Linked DNA regions of Homo sapiens: region 2 is linked to region 1. The links are chromatin contacts, found by Hi-C or POLR2A ChIA-PET in ENCODE. All regions are on one chromosome and are shown on one strand. The core of a region is the stretch at or near the end of the contact, and the rest is flanking DNA. Distances in the headings are between cores, read along the strand shown.

Evidence for each region. Hi-C counts contacts between places; a loop is a spot of excess contacts on that map. ChIA-PET counts read pairs that join two places held with the same protein, here RNA polymerase II (POLR2A). Pooled maps may share reads with other maps.
Region 2: a map of CD8-positive, alpha-beta T cell shows a loop between it and region 1 (14-fold over the local background). The contact joins the promoter of ZBTB40 here to the promoter of OTUD3 in region 1. A Hi-C loop is called at or near these places in 1 of 168 maps with a recorded cell type or tissue (CD8-positive, alpha-beta T cell) and 7 of 50 pooled maps. POLR2A ChIA-PET finds 5 or more read pairs at or near these places in 1 of 52 experiments (T-cell).

Annotation. Positions count from the first base shown.
Region 1 is chr1:19,880,926-19,883,906 of GRCh38, reverse strand. It overlaps OTUD3 (OTU deubiquitinase 3), which reads right to left and starts at 1,512. Exons shown (of 8, transcript NM_015207.2): 1 at 1,173-1,512. The coding sequence starts at 1,393. All of the region lies in intron 1 of LOC105376823 (a long non-coding RNA gene), which reads left to right. RefSeq lists a silencer at 969-1,308 and an enhancer at 1,679-1,728.
Region 2 is chr1:22,450,318-22,453,298 of GRCh38, reverse strand. It overlaps ZBTB40 (zinc finger and BTB domain containing 40), which reads right to left and starts at 1,448. Exons shown (of 18, transcript NM_014870.4): 1 at 1,295-1,448. RefSeq lists silencers at 965-1,054, 1,395-1,594, 1,909-2,203 and enhancers at 1,165-1,244, 958-1,519.

The DNA.
Region 1 (2,981 bases), core at 263-2,762:
GAGCATAAACAGGAACGGTGGGAAAGGGAAATTAGGACCAGTTCACAGTCTTAATCAATAAGCTGCAATGTAATGTGAAAATTTTTAAAACACCTTATTCTGCAGTTAATATCTAAGGCAATTCCTGGCCGGGGGTGGTAGCTCATGCCTGTAATCTAGGCACTTTGGGAGGCCGAGGCAGGAGGATCGCTTGAAGCCAGGAGTTCGAGACCAGCCTGGGCAACACAGCAAAATCACCGTCTCTACAAAATAACAATAATAATGAACTAAGGCAATTCCTTATGGTCTTTAATTTCATTTTAGTCTTCCCTCTGCAGGATCTGAGCACTCAAATACGGGGAGGAAAAAAACAAAAGCCAGGCTGTTATTAACACTCTCTCTTCCAAAGTGACACAGCTGACAACCAGACCCCTTTTTACCTGCCCCTGCAATGGGGATCCTAACTGTTCTCCCCTCTTCCTGACCCTTTTCCTTCTTCCATCCATGTTCCTGGAGCCATATCCCCTTTCTTGAAGCTAATTTTCTTCCTCCTCCCCACTCTCCCCCTCCGCGTTCCCTAAAGAAAGCTGGACCTGGATCCAGTCTAAGTCCCAAGAAAGCTTGGGGAAGCACCTTTGCTTACAGAGAAACTGAGGCCCATGGAAGGAAGAATTAGAGAAGCTGCCTTCAGCTCAGTAAACAGGCGACCTAATTTCACAAATGTAAATGGGGGCACCACCCAAAAACCAAGGACTCAAAGGAGGCAAAGCGTTCTACCAAGTGGGGCTTACTCAAACTCCTTCAACTGGTCTTATCGTCATGATAACTGTTTTTCCAATGCCTGGCTCCATCTCATTCCTTCAGAACTCAGCTTAAATGTCACCTTTGAGAGAGCCCTTCCTGGCCACAATCCAGTGGCCCTGCTCCCATATACGGTCTCAGCACCCACTTTCTATTTCGCTCGCGGCGTCTGCCATGATTAGGACCCTTTGGGATCCCCGCGAGCGTCTCGGGGCGAGGGGCTTGTCCGCCTCACTCGCAGCTGGACGCCCTGCACTCGGAGCGTGGCTGGCTCGCGGGAGGCGCCCGGGCCGCCCGAATGAATGGATGGATGGACGCGAGCGGGCAACGGTCGCCAGGCCGAGCCCGGCGCGTCCCCCGGCGCCGCCTCCCTCGCTCCCGGCCCGCCTCACCCGTCCCCCGGCACCTCCCGCAGCTTCAGCCCCAGGGCCTGCAGCTGGTTGGCGAAGCTGACGAACTCCTCCTCGCAGCCGCCGCCGCCGCCAGACTCCGGCCGATTCCGCCGCTCCTTGGCCAGGGCCCGGCGCGCCGCCCGCTCGTCCCGCTTGCGCTCGGCCTCGGCTTTCCGGCTGCCGCTGCCCGGCCGGCTCTTCGCCGCCTGCTTTCGGGACATGGCCTTAGCCTGCAGTCCCCAGCGGCAGGAGGGAAAGGCGCAGGACCCCCCAGCGTCCGCCTCAAGCGTTGGGAAGGTAAAACAGCGCGGGCAACGGAGCCCGGCGACGACTACGCAGCAACCGCGCCTGCGCCGGCGCCCAGCACCCCGGTCACATGATGGAATCCCCGCCTCTTTTGCGGGGCTCGGCGAGCAGACGCCATAGAGAGCTGGAGGGGCACCCATCTTGGTTTGTTCTATTCCGCCCTCTAGTGGTGGATGGTACTCAACGTGAGTGGCAGGAGCGACCGGAGAGGGACCAGAGAGAACAAAGCAGGAACAAGTCAAGCAGAGAAATTAAAGATGATAGAAGAGTGGAACACAGAGCAGCGGCAAAAGTTAGGACCGGAGATGAATAAAAACGATTTAAACTCTTGCTGCGAGCCTACTACAGTTGGATAGGCACTTTCACACGGCTCATTCTTGTTTAATTATCCCCAAATTACAGGAAACTGAATCTGAGTGGTTAAATAATTTCAAGATCACACAGCTAAAAGGCAGAGCTTTGCCCTGGCTCCAAAGCCCGCATACTTGTTTATTTAATCCTGCCCTTCATCTCTCCGCCTTCCTTCGTAACTCAAGGGAGAGGTCGCCCTTCTGTCCAAGACCACTGGAAATCCTAATTCCATCCTAGAGCGACCCACCTAGGTTTGCCTGGACTAGAGGTTTTCTTGGGATGCAGGACTTTCCGTTTTAAAACTGAGACAGACCAGGCTGGGCGTGATGGCTCACACCTGTAATCCCAGCACTTTGGGAGGCCGAGGCGGGCTGACCACAAAGTCAGGAGATGGAGACCATCCTGGCTAACACTGTGAAACCCCGTCTCTACTAAAAATACAAAAATTAGCCGGGCGTGGTGGCGGGCGCCTGTAGTCCCAGCTACTCGGGAGGCTGAGGCAGGAGAATGGCATGAACCCGGGAAGCGGAGCTTGCAGTGAGCCGAGATTGCACCACTGCACTCCAGCCTGGGGGACAGAGCGAGACTCCATCTCAAAAAACAAACAAACAAAAAAACAAAAACAAAAACTGAGGCCAGGTGCAGTGGCCCACGCCTGTAATCCCAACACTTTGGGAAGCCGAGGCCAGGGGATCGCCTGAGGTCAGGAGTTCGAGACCAGCCTGGCCAGCTGGCCAAGATGGTGAAACCCCATCTATATTGCGTGAGGCTGAGGTTTGGAGTACAAATGAATCTGTCACCCAGGTAGTGAGCAAAGTACACAATACACAATAGGTAGTTTTTCAACCCTTTCCCCCAACTGCCTCCCGACTCTTGTATTCCCCAGAGTCTATTGTTCCCATCTTTGTGTCCATGTGTATCCAATGTTTAGCTCCCACTTATAAGAACGTGCAGTATTTGGTTTTCTGTTTCTGCCTTAGTTCACTTAGGATAATGGTTTCCAGCTGTATCCATGTTGCTGTTCTCCCCTCTTCCTGGACATGATTTTGTTCTTTTTTATGGCTGCATAGTATTCCATGGTGTATATATACCACATTTTCTTTATCTAATCCACTGTTGATGCGTACCTGGGTTGATTCTATGTCTTTGCTA
Region 2 (2,981 bases), core at 199-2,698, 2.6 Mb before region 1:
TAATGAATAGCTAAGTTTGGGGACTACTGACATAGAAGAAAAGTGTTTATATTAGAAAGGAGGGGCAGAAGTTTGATGATTTAGCTAAGTAGAAAAAAATTTCACTGAGATTGTAATTAAATCTCCATTAACCATACAAAGATCTGGGTACAATTCCAGGGAAGAACAAACAATTCCAGGTAGAAAAGACTTGAAAGAATAAAATCCAAAGCAGTTTGACCGGTGCCATCAGGCAGGGGGCTCCCAGGGACAGGCTCAATTTGGCAGCCCTATAACCTAGTACACCTATACATATATTAACCACTCAGAACAAATTTCTTCCTCGTTTGTAAAATGGAAATACCATACTTACTTATAAAGCGTCGTCATAAAGTAGAACAACACTTGTATGAATATAAATAAAGCACCTGGTTCATTGCAGCACTGGCTGCATGGTACCAACGCTATTCAAAGCAGGAGAAACTCTGAATAGTCAGTAAGACCAGAAGGGAAGCCAGAGTGTTCTGTCAACTAAAGTGCTCTCGGTGCATCGCGCAGTTTTAACTCTTTTCCCACTCCAGAAGAACCGACGAGAGGAATAGCTGAATGACAACACTGATCCAATCTCCTTGTGTTTAGGGCAGGGGTCAGTAAACTTTTGCTGTAAGGGACCAGACAGAAATATTTCTGGCTTTGTGAGCCAGCCGATCAAAGCCAAGCAACGGCTGCGCAACTACTCAGCTCTGCCCTCTTGGCAGGAAAGCAGCCATAGACAATACATCAACAATGAACAGGGCCGTGTTCCAATAAAACTTCATTTATGGACTTGATTTCATAGAACTTTCGCAAATTACATGAAATATTCTTCCCCCTAACCATTTGCAACTGTAAACAAAGACCGAGAGGGGAAGAGAGAAGGGGGGCATGGATTAGGCCCAAGGCCATAGTCCGCTGACGCCCGGCGAAGGGACCTGAAGGGAGGGGGAGTGAGACAGCGACAAGAGGCCTCCGGACGGGCCGAGAGGGAGGTGCGGGGCGACAGCGAGCCCCAGGCGGTGTCAGGTCGGGCCTGGCGCCCTGAGTGGGTCCCCGCGGTCTCTCCCCTCCGCAGTCTACAGCAGAGCCGGCGCCAGGGGTGCGGACCGCCCCTGGAGGGGGCACGTCCGGGGTGTAGGTGAGGCGGCCGTGATTCGGCCGAGTCCCGCGGAGTTCGCCACGCGGAAGGGTCTGTATACACCCCTCATTTAGGGCGCACCCGGGCCCCCGCTGCAGGAAGGGTCTCCACGCGGAGTCCCAGCCCCGTTTCTATGGTTACCTGTTCAGCACCGATTCAAACTGCCGTTCTTTATTGACAGCGCCATAGAGGACACGAACACTCCTGCCCGAAGGGAACAATAAAGCTTTCGCCATTCAACAGCGCCGGAGACGCCAGAAGGCGGCCATCTTGAGGCCGGCGCGCAATGGGTATCAGAGGGGAGGGGGCGGCCCGACCTGCCCCACGCGCCGCGGTCACGTGCTGGGGGCGGGGCCTGCGTCACGCGCTCGCTCTCCACCTATGCTAGGACGGCGGGGGCCGGCTGGTTGCTAGGCTCTTCTCTGACCTCTGACCTTGGCCACTCCCTCCTTCCCTCCCCACACTTCCTAAGTAAAGTTTTTTTCTTTTTTTTTTTTTTGAGATGGGAGATTCGCTCTTGTTTCCCAGGCTGGAGTGTAGCGGCGCGATCTCGCCCCACTGCAGCCTCCGCCTTCCAGGTTCAAGCGATTCTCCTGCCTCAGCCTCCCGAGTAGCTGGGATTACAGGCGCGCGCCACCACGCCCTGCTAATTTTTTTTTTCTCTTCTATTTTTAGTAGAGACAGGATGTCACCATGTTGGCCAGGCTGGTCCCGAACTCCTGAGCCCAGATGATCCACCTGCCTCGGCCTCCCACCATGCCCGGCCCTAAGGAAAGTTCTAATGGAGCTCCGCAGTCTCGCTCCGGCAGCTCTAGGATTAGGATTTTGTTTCAAAGGAGGGCAAGGAAGTGAACACAAAAGGCTTCGTTTTTCCAAAACAACACATTCACGTGCGAGGCGGAGAGGCGACCTGAGCCGCGTCCCCAGCCCGCACTCTTTGTGGGACAGGCTTGGCGCTGGTGGGGCGCAGTGGGCTGAAGGCATCCTGGAGGCATCCTGATCCTGCCTCTCGCACCTCCCAATTTTGGGATTTAGGGGCTTTGGGATTTAGTCCTAGCTTTTCTTTTGCTCATTTTCCTTCTCACACACTATGCGTTCCCTGTTGAAGCGTCCCCTTGCCACCCTTCCTTACACAAACATTTAAATCAGATCCAGCAGTAACAAACTGAGTCACCTCCGCGCTGGCCCACTGAACACAGTCACCCTGTCACTGACATGCAGCCACTTTTTCTGTCCCTGACAGTTACGTGCCCAAATCCAGCCATCTTAGTGCAATGTCCAGCTTCCTCTGTGGTTATACCTTTTCCATCTGCAATGTCAATATTCAGTCGTTCTGAGAGCTGTCTCTGGCTGACTGACTCACCCCATCACCGTTTTACATCACAAATTCAATCTACTGGGCAGAACTGTCACTTGCATTGTTGCTGTCTCCCGGTCGATCATATTTACTGTCACTGTCTGACATGCAGCTACCGTCATTGACCATAAACTTCAAACGGTTCTGTTCAAAATAGCACTTTGTTTGCCCAGCTGTTGCCCTTTCTGTTGTTTTCACTGTCATTGTCATGCAGCCACTTTTGCTGCCACACAGTCAAGCCAGTATTTAACAGGCCCCTTCAGGGTACACTGTTGTCCTCATACCCTTGTGCCCAGTTAGTCACTTTCACTATTATACTCATGTCACCGTTACATTCAGGGTCGGATTTACTGTAGCTGTTATTTAGTCACTTTTGTAGTAACTGGAACCACGCCTACAGCTGTTGTGTCTCCTAAGCCCTCATTTCCACCAGCCTCACATTCTCTTTTAGTGGGAACATAGGGTTGCTAG